2 separate regions of the Homo sapiens genome follow, and region 2 is linked to region 1. A link is an interaction called in ENCODE POLR2A ChIA-PET data of the cell type or tissue named here. Cell type or tissue: MCF 10A. All regions are shown on one strand. Links, peaks and the distances in the headings refer to the core of each region. The heading gives the core; the rest is flanking DNA.

Region 1 (8,881 bases), core at 348-8,347:
TTTTTTTTTTTTTTTTTTTTTCTGAGACAGAGTCTCGCTCTATGGCCCAGGCTGGAGTGCAGTGATGTGATCTCAGCTCACTGCAGCCTCTGCCTCCTGGGCTCAAGCGAGGGTCTCCTGCCTCAGCCTCCCCAGTAGCTGAGACCACAGGCATGTGCCACCACACCCAGCTAATTTTTGTATTTTTAGTAGAGACAGGGTTTCACCACATTGGCCAGGATGGTCTTGAACTCCTGACCTCAAGTGATCTGCCTACCTGGGCCTCCCAAAGCGCTGGGATTATAGGGGTGAGCCACGGTGCCCGGCCAAGCCCTGTTCCTTTACCATGCCTTTTTCTCCCACCAGCTGGTAGGAATAATTTGCCTTGGGTTACATAAAGAGATCAGGGGCCCTGACCATTAGCCAAGATGTAGGAGATGATTGGCTCTTATTTGGTGCCTCCATGTCCACATGAAGACCCCTGATATCCCATCTGAATAGACTGCTTTGATTCCCTTTTTTTTTTTTGAGACGGAGTCTCACTCTCTCGCCCAGGCAGGAGTGCAGTGGTGTGATCTCGGCTCACTGTAGCCTCTGCCTCCTGGGTTCAAGCAGTTCTCCTGCCTCAGCCTCCCAAGTAGCTGGGACTACAGGCGCGTGCCACCATGCCTAGCTAATTTTTTTTTTTTTTTTTTGTATTTTTAGTAGATTCGGGGTTTCACCATGTTGGCCAGGATGGTTTCGATCTCCTGACCTCGTGATCCGCCCACCTCGGCCTCCCAAAGTGCTGGGATTACAGGCGTGAGCCACCGCGCCCAGCCCAATTCCCTTTTATCTGCAGGAACCACCTATTCATCAGGGCCTTAGGATGATATAAGAACTGAGTACCCAGGACTGACACCCAATGACAAGGTCCAGCAGCGGTTTCCAACCTGAGGTCCACAGTTGGGCTTCAGAGATCCCCTGAACCCCCTGAAACTGTACACAATCTGTGTGTGTGCAAAGTTTTGTTTGTGTGTACATTTTTCTGGAGAAAGGGTCTCTCACTTCTTTCAGATATCAAAAAGTTCTGAGAGCCCCCAAAGTTAGGAACCACTGAGGAAGAGGGAATGGCTTCTTCTAGCTAAGCAGGGAGAATTAAGTGTGCTGTAATTACCCAAACCCCGGCAGCCTGCTGCAGTCTACCCCATCCCCAACAATAGAGTCTGAGGAAGGAGGCCCAGTTCTTGTTTGTCTCTCATCCCAGGGGGTGCTTGGATAAGAAACTTGAACTTCTCTGGACCTCAGTGTTTCTGAATGTAAAACTGGGGAGAAGGGTTTCGGTCTCCTAGGAACTGTAAATAAGACTCACAACATGCTTGGAAATGGTTTCGATATAGCATGGGGAACCATCACTGCTCTTTGGCAACTAGAAGATCCACAGGCTACCAAGTAAATGAGAAGCCCAGCCTGGCAGAATGTGACCTTGGCAGAGGGGGATGCTGGGAGGACCTTCAAGGAGCCAGGCTCCCCGGCACCAGTAGGTCTTGTTCAGCTGTGAATCGGAGCTAAGGTGGAATCAGATTATGACTTAATTTCCCTGCTAATGCCTCCCTGTCTCATAGGCTCCTCATTTAAGGTTGGAAGTAACCTGAAGTCATGCAGCCCAACCTCTTGTCTCAGACTTCAGTCCCTTCTGCCCCATCCCCTCTTGGGTCAGTTCCAACTATCAGAAAGTTCTTTATATTGAGTTAACAATCCGGCCGGACATGGTGGCTCATACCTGTAATCCCAGCACTTTGGGAGGCTGAGGCAGGCAGATCACCTGAGGTCAGGGGTTCGAGACCAGCCTGGCCAACATGACGAAACCCCATCTCTACTAAAAATACAAAAATTAGCCAGGCATGGTGGTGTATGCCTGTAATCCCAGCTACTCGGGAGACTGAGGCAGGAGAATTGCTTGAGCCTGGGAGGCGGAGGTTGCAGTGAGCCGAGACTGTACCACTGCACTCCCAGCCTGGGTGATAGAGCAACACTCTGTCTCAAAAAAAAAAAAGAAAAAAGAAAAAAAAGAAAAAAAAATCTATCATTCCTAGAATGTCCACCCATTGTTCCTAAGTCCCCTTGGGCACTCCAAGACTAGTTATTCCATAGGACAGTCTTTGACACTTTTAAATATTTGAAAATGACCCTGTTGTTTCCTAGGACAAAACATCTCCCACTTTTCTAGCATCACAACTTTTTCAGAACTCAAAGGATGTTTTAGGTTCCTTTTTTTTTTTTGAGACGGAGTTTCGCTCTTGTTGCCCAGGCTGGAGTGCAGTGGCGGCACGATCTTAACTCACTGCAGCCTCCGCCTCCTGGGTTCAAGCAATTCTCTTGCCTCAGCCTCCCAAGTAGCTGGGATTACAGGTGGCCACCACCATGCCTGGCTAATTTTTGTATTTTTAGTAGAGATGGGGTTTCACCATGTTGGCCAGGCTGGTCTCGAACTCCTAGCCTCAGGTGAAACCCCCACTTTGGCCTCCCAATTGCTGGGATTACAGGCGTGAGCCACCATGCCCGGCTGATGTTTCAGGTTCTTAGAAGCAGTGTATATAATTTCTTTCCAGCTCACATTAACCTGCTGAGCAGCTAGACACACTAAACTCAATTTCTATTTACAGCCAGACCTCATAGGGTGAGTAGAAAAAACCCAATGGCGAAAGATCTGAGACAAACAGAGGCCAAATGAACAGGCACAGGTAATTCAGAAATTCAGTGGTAGGCATGGGAACAGAGCCCAGGGGTCCCAACTCTTCGTTTCTTTCTGGAAGACACTCAACTGTGATTATACACGGGGTGGGCAGCAATGCCAGTGTGGTAGCCCCAGAGGATCTGAAAACACTGGAGTGACCGGGACACTGGAATTCCAACTGCAGCCCACATGGGGTGGTTTTCCTTGGGAAGCCTCTCTAAAGAAGGGAATTTAGCTTGCCTGCTCTTTTAGAATGTGCCAGCGGAAGTGGCAAATTTAAGATTAAAAAGGGGACCTTGTGGGCTGGAGATGGGGTGCTTTTCCTGTATATCACAGGAACTCTTGACCCTGGCAGGGGAATTTGGGACTCTTGGGTTCTGTTTCTGGCCTGCTATAGTCTCCAACTCTCTGGATATGATGCTGGTCTAGAGGGGGCCCTCCTGTCAAAGGCTCAACTGCAGACCCAGAAACCGAACCCACCCGGGTACCTGTGGATCCCTGTCCCAGAGCACAGCTATAGTAACACCCTGGGGAACGAGGAGATACCTAGGCCCAGCTGCATTTCTCAGACCTAAACGCCTAGAACCCAAGCCACCTAGGCCTGCAGAGTCAGGTCAGAGTCCAGGTGTTATGTGCCTGCTCTGGGAATCCAAGAGCCTAAGTCAATGCCAAGTTTAACCAGAGGGTCTCTGACCCCAAGGGCAGAGCCTAGGCAGACAGAGCCCAGGGGTGTTAGCTCCGAAAATTACTGTGCCAAAACCGCAGCATTGGCCTGAAGATCCTGCCCTGTCAGGTCAGGAGACAGGAGACACTGGGTCGAGAAAGGGCAGAGGTCATTTGCAGAGCATGTTTGGGAAAGGAAGCCAGTGTTCAATTGTGTAACCACAGGATGCCCGCCCCTCGAGCTTTCCATCTGCCTTCATGCCTCAGGTCCAATGAAGTGACGTCCCCTGCCTTCTAGGACGCTGAGAACTGTCGAGGAGGCCCATCTTCTGCAAGGTGGGGCAACAACACGGACAGGTAGAGGTACCTAGGCCGGCTGGATACATTCCTCTGCTGACCTATCTCATCAGTATCTTTGGTTACTATCTGGCCAACTCACAGTTGTGGGAAACCTCAGCTTTGGGACTGGGGCCAGGTCCCTGGACAACCCCAGCCCCTGTCCCATGCTTCCTCGACCCACAAGCCCTGTCTAGCCTGGCTCTGACAGGCAGGCCGCAGCCATTACGGCAGCCTCAGCTCACACCCATGGAGCTCATCTTCCCCTTTTTTGAGAGAGATTTTAACTCCTTCCCCACCACTCCCCTGGCGCTGAAAGACTTACAATCACCCACTTCAGTGTTGACGACCCAAAGCCCTTAGAGCCACTCTCCCAAGGCCCCAGTGGGCCGTGCCCCTACACCTCATCCTCTCTTGTCGGGAGCACCTGCTCCTGCAAACTTCTGAGCCAGACGGAGTCTCCAAACTCCCGTTACCATGCGATCCTCCCTGGACCCCCGGCTAGACACTGCGGGTCGGGGAGAAGTTGGGGAGGAGTCTGGGCTTGAGCCAAGGGCCTCAGCTGACTCCTCTACCCCGGGGGATACCTCCCCTCCCCCTCAATAGGGCCGGGGCTTCCTCTTCCGGCAAGGAGGGGTTAAGCCCTCTGGGTGGGGCTGGGCTTGCCCAAACCCCCTCCTCAAGCCTCTCGGCCGCCCCGTCCCGTGACCCTCTACCCGCGGGACAGGAAGGCCCGTGCACTTTCGCCCCGTCATGCCCCCTTGCGCGGGGGCCAGAGGGGGCCCGTCTCAGCCGGCAGCGGGTCCCTCCTGCTTCGAGAGCCCCTCGGTGCCGCCTGCCCCGTGGCACCGGCCCTGTCTGTTCGTCCCCCTTCCCCTGCCCCCAGCCGTGCAGTACCGGCCCGGGTGAGAGAGCGGGTCGCGCGCCGCCCCGGTCCCCCACGGCACGGGCCGTACTAGGCCCCAAGCGCTCGGGGCCGGCTCCTCCCCCGCCCGGCGCCCGGCCGTGCCCGGCTATGCCAGGCGGCGACCCCGGCTCAGCAGGGCGCGGCGCGGGCGGGGACAGGCCCGACCCGCGGCCCGCGCCCGGGGACCCCGCGCCCGACGCCCTCGTACCGCGATCACGTTGACGAAGGTGGTCTTGCCCGAGTACTGAAGCCCGACCAGCGTGAGCTCCATCTCCTCCTTCCAGAATAGGGCCTTGAACCAGTCCAGCAGCTTGTTGAACAAAGCGATCATGGTCGCTGCCGCCGGCCCCGCCCGGTGCCAGGTCCCCGCCGCCCCTCGCTGCCCTCGCGCTGCGGCCCGGAGCGGCCCCTCCCCGGTACGGCCCGGGTCCCGCGGCTCGGTGCGGGCGGAGGCTCGAGCGCGGCTGCCGACGACTCGCTGCCCCGGAATCGGCTCGCCGATGGGTGTGGCTTCCGCGCCCTCCTCCTCCGCCGCCGCCGCCGCCCTCCCTCGCGGCCGGGCCGTGTCCTGCTCGCACCCGAGCGCGCGCTCCTCCCTCGCTGGAGCCGGGGGGCCAGGGGCCGCACCCGCAGGTGGGGTGAGCAGGGAATCCGCAGGTGGGGTGAGCAGGGAATCCGCAGGCTTCAGCGGCGGGGGTTGACCGGCAGCTGGCGTCGAGAGGCGCTTGGGAAATGGGGTCTAATTTATTTTAGACCCTGTCCCCGACTGCCGCGCCCTGACTGGCACCCCCTTTCTTAAAGGGTGGTGGGCTCGAGGTGGGTGAGGTTCCGGTTAAGCAGGAGCCTTTTCAGGTTGAAGGAGAGTGGGTCACCCACTTCCCAGGACACGGAGATGAGATCTCTACGACAGGGAGGCAGATGGAGGCTTTTTTGTCCCTGAACCCTTGCCTCTGAGCATTCCTGGGTACAGTCCCATCCTCTCAAAATGCACCCAGTGCAGAGGGACAACCGTATTCGGGTCTTTTAATACTCCATCTTGTTTTGTTCACCACAATTTACCCCGACCACTTGTTAGGAAGCCTCTGGCCCCAAGTGAAACGGACGCTTGAACTTGCTCCGGATTTTTACCAGCATCCCCAAGATACCCAAACAGATACAGTCCTGGCAGGGGGTTTTCAGTGAGGAACGTCTGTGACAAAGGAAAATGTTGCCCTGTTTTGGTGAAAAGCAGAGTATTCTTCAGGAGGAGAAGTGATAGTTCTCCTCTTGAAGTGGGTCTGGAGTGCCTGCAAAGATGCCTTACTCCTGCCCCTCTCCTTGCAAGACCCACCCATAGGACCTGCTCAGGCAGGCTGACAACCTCAGCTGGCAGTCCCGGGTAGGCTCAGGCTTCGGGCAGTCCCCAGCCTATGCTGGCTGCCCGTTGGGGTTTGGTTTTCAAATGTAGTCATATGTAGTCTATTGTTTTAGTCAAAAGTGGGTAAACTATCAATATCAACCATATCTGTCCAATCAACTGGAGTTAGATGACCCCAAATAGTCAAACAGTTACCAAAGTAGAAGAATCACAAGGTTTCGGCTAGCATAATATTGTTTTTTTTTTTTTTTTTGATGGGGTCTCACTGTGTGGCCCAGGCTGGAGTGCAGCGGTGGGATCTCGACTCACTGCAGCCTCCACCTCCTCGGGCTCAGGTGATTCTTCTACCTCAGCCTCCCGAGTAGCTGGGACTACAGGCATGCGCCACCATGCCAGCCTAATTTTTGTATATTTGGTAGAGACGGGGTTTTGCCATGTTGTCCAGGCTGGTCTCGAAGCCCTGAGCTCAAGCCATCTGCCTGCCTCAGCCTCCCAAAGTGCTGGGATTACAGGCATGAGCCTGGCCAATATTCTGGTTTATTAAGCACCATCTTTCTAACCTCTGCCCTTTATAAGTCCTCCTCTAGCTCCTAAGATAAAGGCTATGGACTGAATGTTTGTGTCCCCCCAAATTCATAGGTTGAAGTCCTAATCCCTAAAGTGATGGTATTAGGAGGTGATTAAGTCATGAGGGTAGAGCCTTATAAAGGGGGCCGGTGGGATTAGGGGGAAGAATACCAGCCCACAACCTTTTCACCATGCAAGGACAGAAAGAAGGCTCTGCCTAATAGCCAGACACTGAGTCTGCAAGGGTCTTGATCCTAGACTTCCCAGCTTCCAGAACTGTGAGCAACACATTTCTTTTTTTCTTTTTTCTTTTTTTTTTGAGATGGAGTCTTGCTCTGTCATCCAGGCTGGAGTGCAGTGGCATGATAGCTCACTGCACCCTCCACCTCCAGGGTTCAAACAATTCTTCTGCCTCAGCCTCCCGAATAGCTGACTACAGGTGTGTGCTACCACGTCCGGCTAATTTTTTGTATTTTTAGTAGAGACAGCGTTTCACTGTGTTAGCTGGATCTCCTGACCTCGTGATCCGCCTGCCTCGGCCTCCCAAAGTGCTGGGATTACAGGCATGAGCCACCACGCCAGGCCAGCAATACATTTCTGTTGTTTAGAAGCCACATGGTTTACGGTAGTGTGAATTGTTACAGCTGCCTGGGTAGGCTATGAGGGTCCACCCTGTCTCACTTCCTAAATTGACTTTGGTTTCACCTTACTTTATGTCCTTGGAAGTGCTAGAAAAGTGCATATCCCAAGGGCAAAGATTTGCAGCCTGCCTGTCCCTGGTCTGCAGTCTTTCTCTCTTGCTACAAAGAGGCCCCAGAGGGCCAAGAAGAAGATGGAAAGAAGGAATGAGTCAGTCATCCAAGAAGTCTTTATTTTCCCACTTGGTTACTGTTCTGGAGCTTGTACCCTCTGAGCTCTGAGATGGGGTTGGGGGGACAGTGCCAGGGAGGGCCTGTGGGGCTGTGCAGTTGCTTCCCTCTGGGCTGGCTCTGAGCCCAGGGCAGGATCAGGCACTTGAGAGCCCCCCACCGAGCCTCATTGGCATAGACAGTCGTGCCTCTCACAGGGCTCAGGGGAGGTGGAGGTGTGGGCAAGTCCATCCCCAAGGCTGTAAGGAAGGAGCAGCTCCTCCATAAGGCCAAGCAGAAGCATTAGGGAAATCATCCTCAGTTTTAGCACTGCGTGTTCTTCAGGAGAGAAGTCCTGAGTGAGGAGGCCCAGCTGTTCTCCAGATCCAACTCCTCGGGGGTTTCCACAGAGAGCTGGTATCAAGGCAGCTGTCAGGGGCGGCGTGCCTGGTGATGCGGCATCTTACCTTCATCCCCATCTCAGAATGGGCAGCCAGTCTCAGATTCAAGGAGGAGGAATCCTGAGGTGTGGCGTTCAGTCCTGAGGTAGACCTGAGGTCCCCTGGAAATTGTGTTGATGCTGAGATGGATGAGGGGTGCTCATTCTCTCAGGTAGACAGTGAGGAGTCCTGGTTCAGCCGAGCCTCCATGTCTGCATGGATGGTTATGACCCTGATTGTTTTTGGAAACAGCCAAGCTCTCTAGGTGTACTCAGCAAATGCAAGGTATAGTGGGTCCTGCATACCCAGGGTATTATTTGAGCCATGGAAGCAAAACAGAGACTGCTTAGCCTCCCTAAGAGTAGTTGGTGGGAGTGGCCAGCAACCATGGAGGCAGGAGCAGCTCCTCTTTGCCTCTGAGTAGTCCCCACATGTTCCCTCTTCCAGAGATTTCAACTGCCAGGCCTGGTCACCTCTGTAGCCTACTCTTATGACACATGGGTGGAGGCAAGGGTAACCAGAGTCCTTGTTCTTTCTTTTGATTGGGGTCATCCAGCCCTTCCGATGTGTGGTCAGGGAGCAGAGTCACTGATAGGATGTTGAGACTTGGAGATCAGGACCAGACTTTTCCCCATTCTTGCATCTGGCCTGTGCTTGGGCAGGACCTCGGGTGAAGGATGATCTTGGAATCACCCTTTTGTCAGCCCCAGGAAGGAGTGGCTGGAGTGGCTTCTAGAAACTTCTCTCATTACTTTTCCCTCATGGCAGCTAAGCACTTATGTTCATGTTATAGAACAGGAAACTGAAGCTCACAAAGAGTGTCTCAGAGAACACCAGGACACCTGGGCTTCTTTCTTTGTCTGTCATAAATGCCAGCTCCTGTCTTTAAGTTCAGAGAGACATTGGAGGTTCCCCTTACTGTCCATCTGGGGCCAACAGAGGAAGCAGAGGAGTGGCCAGTGTTGAAGACCTGGAATCCGGCCCCTTGTCCTTACTGCTGCTGCTTCCTGTGACTGCAAGCACCACTAAGGAGGCACTCCTTCCCCACACCAACCCAAGGGGTACCCC
Region 2 (8,881 bases), core at 267-8,266, 110 kb before region 1:
CCTCTTTACCCAGATTACATTCTATGATCGGACATTACAATCACTTTCTTTCAGAAACCCTGAACTCTCTTGGCCCCTTTTGCTTTGTGTTTCTCACTTGGCAGAACCACAATCTTGATAAAATCCAACCCTCTGTCCGTTCTGAGTATGCACCTGCGCTGATTAACAGACACATTGACTGTTCTCAGTCTAAATTGGTGGTTCTCTGTAGGGAGCAGCTTTGTACCTGGCACCCCCCACCACCCCCACCGCCACCGCCCCTGTCAGGGACATCAGTGTTTGGAGACATTTTTATTATCACACCTGAGGGTAGGTGCTACAGGTATTTAGTGGGTAGAGAGCCCAGCCGTGTTAAGCATCCTGTAGCTCACAGGCCAGCTCCCCACAACAAACACTTAACTGGCCTAAAATGTCAACAGTGCTGAGATTGAGAAACGCTTCTCTAAATTATTGATCATGAATTTCATGTGGGCCCTAGTGTTACCTGACAATCATACTACCTTTCCCAAGTTGACTCACCCTCTTGTTTTCTCAGAGGAATATTTTATACCTTCTCTCTCATCAAAACTTCATCTGCTTTCCACTTCTCACTTGGTGGAGGATCTTGCCTCTTAGTTCACTGAGAAAATGGAAGCGACCAGATGAGGACTCCCTCCAATGTCTCACCCCTGCACCCACCCGCCTACCAGCCTCCACGCCTAAACCCTCTGCCTTCTCTCCTGTTACTGCAGATGACTGGCTGAGCTCCTGGCTGAGGCTAACCCCTCCGCTTGTGCACTAAATCCCCTCCCATCTCGCCTACCCAAGGACAGTGCTCCAGCAACTCTCTCCCTTCTCAAAAATTTCCTTTTTACTTGATTATTTACATTGGCATATAAACGTATTATAATTTCTCCCATCTTAAAAACAGGCTGGGCACAGCGGCTCACACCTGTAATCCTAGCACTTTAGGAGGCCTAAGGAGGATCGCTTGAGGCCGAGAGTTTGAGACCAGCCTGGTCAACATAGGGAGACTCCGGTCTTGGCTCACACCTGTAATCCTAGCACTTTAGGAGGCCTAAGGAGGATCGCTTGAGGCCGAGAGTTTGAGACCAGCCTGGTCAACATAGGGAGACTCCGGTCTCTACAAAAAATTTTTAAAAGTTAGCAAGGGCTGGGCACAGTGGCTCATGCCTGTAATCCCAGCACTTTGGGAGGCTGAGGGAAGCAGATCACTTGAGGCCAGGAGTTCAAGACCAGTCTAGCCAACATGGTAAAACCCTGTCTCTACTAAAAATACAAAAATTAGCTGGGCGTGGTGGTGCACACCTGTAGACCCAGCTACTCAGGAGGCTGAGGCAAGAGAATCGCTTGAACCAGGAGGCAGAGGCTGCAGTGAACCAAGACTGTGCCACTGCACTCCAGCCTGGGCAACAGAGCGAGACTCCGTCTCAAAAAACAACAAAACAAACTTAAGTCATGGTGGCGCACGCTTGTACTCCTCGCTACTCAAGAGGCTGAGGCAGGAGGATGGCTTGAGCCCAGGAGAGAAAGGCTGTAGTATGCTATGACTGCACCACTACGCTCCAGCCTGGGCAACAGAGCGAGACCCAGTCTCTCTCTCTTTTTTTTTTTTTTTTTTGAGATGGAGTTTCACTCTTTGCCCAGGCTGGAGTGCAATGGTGCGATCTCAGCTCACTGCAACCTCCACCTCCCAGGTTCAAGCAATTCTCCTGTCTCAGCCTCCCAAGTAGCTGAGATTACAGGCACCCACCACCATGCCCAGCTAATTGTTGTATTTTTAGTAGAGATGAGGTTTCACCATGTTGGCCAGGATGGTCTCGATCTCTTGACCTCGTGATCCACCCGCCTCAGCCTCCCAAAGTGCTGGGATTACAAGCGTGAGCCACCATGCCCAGCAAGACCCAGTCTCTTAAAAAAAAAAAAAAAACAGCAACAAAAGGAGAGTGGGAGGCTGGGGGAGGGATAGCATTAGGAGAAATACCTAATGTAAATGACGAGTTGATGGGTGCAGCAAACCAACATGGCACATGTATACCTGTGAAACAAACCTGCATGTTGTGCACATGTACCCTATAACTTAAAGTATAATAATAATAAAAAAAAACACAAAAATAATTGTAACCCATTGCCCACCCTAGCCCTGCCCGCCTTCCTATCTTCTTTCTTGGTTTTATTTTTCTCCATAGCATTTATCATGCTCAGACACACAAAATATTTATCTATTTTTGCTGTTTGTAATTGTCTTTCTCCCCCCACTAAAATGAACACTCCGTGAGGGCATGGCATTTTGCCTGCTTTGCTCACAATGTGTATCCCACTGAAGACATCCAATAAACAATTTATCGAATAAATGAATGCATCTACCTGATACCTCATCAAGAAATTGATGACCACTAATTATCATCTTTGAACCTCTGATTGGTGACCTCTGGCAAGGCTGAGGACCTTTAGCTCTAATCAATGGGCAAAAGGTTGACCTCTTTGCTACTGATTGGCTTTTCCTTTTCATTATACCCTTGGGCTGGATGGGGAAGCTGTGTGAATCAACGCTTCATAAGCCTTCCTCTCTGAGAACTAGGGCTTCCAAGGAATTGGATATGAAAAGGCAGAGAGGAAGGAGGAGGATATGAGATGCCAGACGGGGGAGGGTGGGGGGGACAGGTCCCAGAAGAGGTCAGCTGGGACCCAGGCAGGATGGCATTGTGGCTGCGGGTGCCAGAGTCAGCCTGCCTGGGTTAAGGTCCTCAGTCAGCCTTGACTGCTGGGTAATCCGTGGTAAGTACCCACTGCTCCTGCCTCAGCTTCCCCACCTCTCACATGTGGTTGATCCTCACAGCCATCTCTTGGGGTTGTTCTGAAGATGAAATGAGATCATCTATGTAAGAAGCTGGCACTTAAAAGCACAGAGAGGGCACCAAGGAACGTATGGTCTGTCCTTATTTGGGGAATGGGGGTGGAAGGCGCCCAGCAGGGCATGGGGCGTGGTATGGCAGAGCCAGGACTAAGGGTCTGTAGCCTCCTAAATCAGGGCTTTCTCCGCAGGATTTCCCATGTTCTCACCATCTACAGAGTCACTCCCCTCCACCCTGCTGCCCCGTTCCACCAAGTGGCCCTCACACTAGGTGGAGGAGCCCTCACAGATCTCTTTCCTTCAGCCTGCCGTTCTTTCTGCAGCACCAGGGCCCTGGGACCAGCTGGTGGTTTCCACCAGAGCAGCCTCGGGGTGAATTTAGTCAGGAATGTGCCCTCAGCTCAAGAGAACCCTCCCCAACCTTCCACTCCCCATACCCACCCCCGACCGCAGGTTCCCCACCCACCCGTGGCCTGGCCAGCAGCAACCTCCACTAGCTCGCTAGCTCAGTGACGGTGACGTCAGCCCTGCAGTGCAGGCTGGGCTGGTTTACCCGCAAGTTTCACCTCTCCCTGGGGAGACTGGATTACCTCACCCTGGGAGCAGAGTGAATGATTAACCAGCTTCATCCTGGAGGGCCTCAAAGGCCCGTCCTGGGGTGTAGGCCTACAGGGCAAGGGGCTGCATGGTCACATACCCTAGTATGCGGGTTCACATACCCCAGCCGGGGCTGGGGTATGTGACCGCCCCGTCCTTGGCCACTGCCCTCTTATCTGCATCACTGCTCACAAGTGTCATAAAAATTTGTCTACAGCATATATAAATATACATATGACGTGGAAGGCTTCCGATGGCAAATAACATTTTCCATTTTGCCTAAGCTTGGGTGGCTTTTTATTCATCTATTGTTGTTTTAAGTACACATTTCCATCTAAACTTAGATGTATGTTTAGGCTGGCCGCGGTGGCTCATTGCCTGTAATCCCAGTACCTTTTAGGGGGTTGAGGCGGGTGGATCATTTGAGGCCAGCAGTTCAAGACCAGCCTGGCCAACATGATGAAACCTCGTCTCTACTAAAAAATACAAAAATTAGCTGGGTGTGGTGGCAGGCGTCTGTAATCTCAGCTACTCGGGAGGCTGAGGCAGGAGAATCACTTGAACCTGGGAGGCGGAGGCTGCAGTGAGCTGAGATTGCACCATTGCACTCCAGCCTGGGCAACAGAGTGACATTCTGTCTCAAAAACAAAAACAAAAACAAAACAAAAAAAATAAACTTAGATGTATATTTAAAAATTGCTTTTTACCCCTGAAGGTCTCAGCATCCTACCTGCTCTATTCATTAGTGTTTAGATTACCCATGACACCAGAAGGACTTCCCAACCCAGAAAAAGATCCAGGAGTTGATATAAAATATAGAACTACTATAATATTAGCAACTTGGAGCAGCAAGTTCTTGACTTGGGAAAGTAGGAATTCCTCTCATTAAGAGATGTTTGCCCACAGGGAATGCTGCATAGAAAAGAATTTGGCTGGAACTCTTTTTTTCCACTATGACTCCATTCACACTTGAATTGTTTCCTTTTACTTTTCTTTTTCTTTCTTTCTTTTTTTTTTTTTTTTTTGAGACAGAGTCTCGCTCTGTCACCCAGGCTGGAGTGCAGTGGCATGATCTCAGCTCACTGCAACCTCCGCCTCTCAGGTTTAAGCGATTCTCCTGCCTCAGCCTCCAGAGTAGCTGGGATTACAGGCGCGCACCACCATGCCCGGCTAATTTTCACATTTTTAATAGAGATGGGGTTTTGCCATGTTGGCCAGGCTGGTTTTGAACTGCTGACTTCAACTGATCCACCTGTCTGGGTCTCCCAAAGTGCTGGGATTACAGGCGTGAACACAGCATGTTTCCGTTTTCAAAATAAGATATGTCCTAATTGCTGTGAATTTTTAAAAGAGAATTATTTTCCATGACACATTCTGTTTTCAGATGTACTGACTTTAGGAGTTGGTAAATAGTCCTCTAGCAATGCAAATGCAAATTATATATTAAAATATGAATTTTTTTCTCCAGAAACATCACAAGATTCTGGATTTTTAAAATCATAAAGCTAACAAATTATACATATATGTATGTAAAGATGTGTGGTGTGTATTACACACGTGTATAGGTACAAATCTTGAAAGAACACAATGGGGGGGCCAGGCATGGTGGCTCACACTTGTAGTCCCAACACTTTGGGAGGCTGAGGCAGGCAGATCACTTCAGCCCAGGAGTTTGAGACCAGCCTGGGCAACATAGTGAGATCCTGTCTCTAAACAAAACAAAACAAAACAAAACAAAAGCCTGGCATGGTAGTGCATACCTGTTGTCTCAGCTACTCAGGAGGCTGAGGTGCGAGGACCGCTTGAACCTGGGAGGTTGAGGCTGCAGGGAGCCACGATTTCGCCACTATACTGTAACCTAGGTGAGGGAGGGAGATCCTGTCTCAAAAAAACAAACAAAAAAACTATAAAAGAAAGACATTCAATAAAACACATCAGGATTGATGATCATGTATATACTGATTTATTCACAAATATTTAACGAGCTACTATTATCTATGGAGTACTGTGCTAGATACTGAAGGTACAAAGTGGGAAGAGAACAGAGTGATCCCTTCTCTCAAGGCTTTATAGCGTGTGAGATTAGCAGATGACATCCAGTGAACCGCACCATTGAGTGAGGCCTGGCTGCTAGTTAGAGATCAACTGAATCAGGAAGGATAATCAATTGGTTTGCAGGGCTGGGCTGCATGGAGGTATCCAAGGCACAGATGGAGCAGTAGCACCTTCCACAGGCCTGGGGCACACAGGGCCACTCAGCACGAGGGCCCATCCCTGGCAATGAACGTGCTCCTTGGAGAGAAATCTCACATCCCAGTATTTCTGGATCATTGTGCCTAGAGACCATAGTGGTAGGAGTGATATGGTTTGCCGTGTCCCCACCCAAATCTGAACTTGAATTGTATCTCCTAGAATTCCCATGTGTTGTGGGAGGGGCCTAGGAGGAGGTAATTGAATCATGGGGGCCCGTCTTTCCTGTGCTATTTTCGGGATAGTGAATAAGTCTCACAAGATCTGATGGGTTTATCAGGGGTTTCTGCTTTTGCTTCTTTCCCATATTCCCTTGCTGCTGCCATGTAAGAAGTGCCTTTCATTTCCCACCATGATTCTGAGGCCTCCCCAGCCATATGGAACTGTAAGTCCAATTAAACCTCTCTTTCTTCCCGGTCTCGGGTATGTCTTTATCAGCAGTGCGAAAACGGACTAATATGAGGAGTCTGCCTACTGCAACCTTGAGTGAGGATTCTCTGCAAGGACCTCAGTCCTCCAGGGAGATTGGCTCCCTCTCTGTTCTGGAAATGGCTTTGTTTTCAGCCCAAGTCCCTGGGGATTTCCCAATCTCAGTCTTTTCACTGCACAGATCCTGCCCTAAGTATTATCACTGCTGCTGACTCAGAACCTTCAGATATGGGACATCTAGTCATTGGGTTCTACTTGGTTTCTGGGATGTATATGGATCCACAACAGTACGAGGTCCCTTGGATGGCTTTGTTTGGGCACATTCCAAGCCTGCTGGTGCCATTTTCCCACACCAGTCAGATAAGTGTGAGAAAATGGCACCAGCAGGCTTCTAATGCAGCCCACAGATGGGCCACCTATCAGCTGTTTGTCAGGTGTGTACAGAGCAGATGGCTAGCCCTGTGTCAAAGGCCTGGGAGCACTAAGGCTCCCAGGAGAGCTCAGTGGCACCTGCTTGGTTCTTTGGATGGGGAGCTTGCATTTGACCCCTTTTCCACCTCCTCTTTCTCCTGTTCCCAACGTGTGTCCTGAATTTCACAGATTAGCAGATCTAGTTATCCCCACAGACAGAGATGAGGGAGAAGTCCTCTGTTCTCACAGCCTGTTGAATTTCCATCTTTAGTCACCCTGTACCATTGCCACATCTGCAGACATCCTAAATTCTAATATATTTTAATGTTTTCTATTTATTTATTTGTATTTTTTTGAGATGGAGTCTTGCTCTGTTGCCCAGGCTGGAGTGCAGTGGCACAATCTTGGCTCACTGCAAACTCCTCCTCCTGGGTTCAAGTGATTCTCCTGTCTCAGCCTCCCAAGTAGCTGGGATTACAGGTGTGCGCCACCACACTTAGCTAGTTTTTGTATTTTAAATAGAGACAGGGTTTTGCCATGTTGGCCAGGCTGGTCTTGAACTCCTGACCTCAAGTGATCCACCCACTTTGGCCTCCCAAAGTGTTGGGATTACAGGCATGAGCCACTGCACCTAGCCTGATGTTTTCTCTTTAAATAGACTCCCCTTTACATCATAAGTGAAACAAGTCAGACATGAAAGAACAATTATTCTATGTGATACCTAGAATAGGCAAATTTACAGAGACAGAAAGTAGAATGGTGGTTGGTAGGAGCTGTTAGGAGGGGATGTGGCGAGGCAAGAATGGGGAGCTAGTGTTTAATGGGTACAGAGTTGCAGTTAGGGAAGATGAAAATGTTCTGAAGATGGGTGGTGGAAATGGCTGAACCACAATGTGGCTATCCTTTTTTTATTATTATTATTAAGATGCAGTGTCTTGACCAGGCTGGAGTGCAGTGGTATGGCTCACCCCACCCTCAATCTCCTGGGCTCAAGTGACCTTTGACCTCAGCCTCCCAAGTAGTTGGGACTACAGGCATGCACCACCACACCCAGATAATTTTTAGCTTTTGTATAGTGATGAGATCTCCCTTTGTTGCCCAGGCTGGTCTCAAACTCCTGGGTTCAAGTGATTCTCAGCCCTGCAAAGTGCTGGGATTACAGGTGTGAGTCACCGTGCTCAGCCTCCACAATGTGAATATACTTTAATGCCACAGAACTGTTTTTTTAAAATGGGACCTACAGCCAGGCGTGGTGGCTCACGCCTGTAATCCCAGCACTTTGGGAGGCCGAGGCAGGCAGATCACGAGGTCAGGAGATCGACACCATCCTGACTAACATGGTGAAACCTTGTCTTTACTAAAAATACAAAAAATTAGCTGGGCATGGTGGCGGGTGCCTGTAGTCCCAGCTACATTGGAGGCTGAGGCAGAAGAATGGCGTGAACCCTGGAGGTGGAGCTTGAAGTGAGCCAAGACCGCACCACTGCACTCCAGCCTGGGTGACAGAGCGAGACTCTGTCTCAAAATAAATAAATAAATAAATAAATAAAATGGGATCTTCCAGACAGCTGAATACATGGAGGTTCCCAGAGGGTGGTGTGCCCAGGGAGGGTGTAGAAGCTCCATGCCCCTTCCCACATGCCTTGCCCTACACATCTCTCTGTCTGTATCCTTTGTAATATCCTTGATCATAAAGCAGCAAACTTGGCCGATTGCAATTCTGGCAACTCTGGCCCAACTCAACCCTCTCTTTGGACCACAGCTGAGAAACGAAACCATCTGGTATCTGATGCATCATTGACCTTAAGGATGAAGACATGCTCCACAATACTCATAAGGTCATGGGAAGAGAATTCCTTCCAGGTGCAAAATCACCTCCAAATCCAAATCACCTTTCTTGACTTGCCTATTTTGGGCATCAGCCACCTTAAATGTTAAGACTGCATTTGAGTATCTTATTCAACAATGCAGTATTCCTTCTTTTTTTTTTTTTTTTTTTTTTGAGACGGAGTCTTGCTCTGTCACCCAGGCTGGAGTGCAGTGGCGTGATCTCGGCTCACTGCAAGCTCCGCCTCCCGGGTTCACGCCATTCTCCTGCCTCAGCCTCCCCAGCAGCTGGGACTACAGGCGCCTGCCGCCACGCCCGGCTAATTTTTTGTATTTTTAGTAGAGACAGGGTTTCACCGTGTTAGCCAGAATGGTCTCGATCTCCTGACCTTGTGATCCGCCTGCCTCGGCCTCCCAAAGTGCTGGGATTACAGGCGTAAGCCACCGTGCCCAGCTACAATGCAGTATTTCTTCTGTCACTTTTTTTTTTTTTTTTGAGATGGAGTCTCCCAC

The links. ChIA-PET counts read pairs that join two places held together with the same protein. Peaks named below come from ENCODE experiments on the same cell type or tissue, not always from the same donor. Only the 100,000 strongest peaks of a DNase experiment are listed, where the experiment ranks them.
Region 2: POLR2A ChIA-PET joins it to region 1 with 12 read pairs; 3 of 35 experiments call an interaction of 5 or more read pairs at or near these places.

Annotation. Positions count from the first base shown.
Region 1 is chr1:202,139,641-202,148,521 of GRCh38, forward strand. ARL8A (ARF like GTPase 8A) reads right to left here and starts at 5,097. Exons shown (of 7, transcript NM_138795.4): 1 at 4,810-5,097. The coding sequence starts at 4,932. PTPN7 (protein tyrosine phosphatase non-receptor type 7) reads right to left here. Exons shown (of 10, transcript NM_002832.4): 10 at 7,376-8,881. RefSeq lists silencers at 4,038-4,087, 4,588-5,297. In MCF 10A, for the core only: no CTCF peak of the experiment used is centred there; a DNase peak (open chromatin) is centred at 5,121.
Region 2 is chr1:202,031,587-202,040,467 of GRCh38, forward strand. No RefSeq gene overlaps it. Among named protein-coding and RNA genes, the nearest start is that of ELF3, 25 kb to the left of the region's middle. In MCF 10A, for the core only: no CTCF peak of the experiment used is centred there; a DNase peak (open chromatin) is centred at 3,405.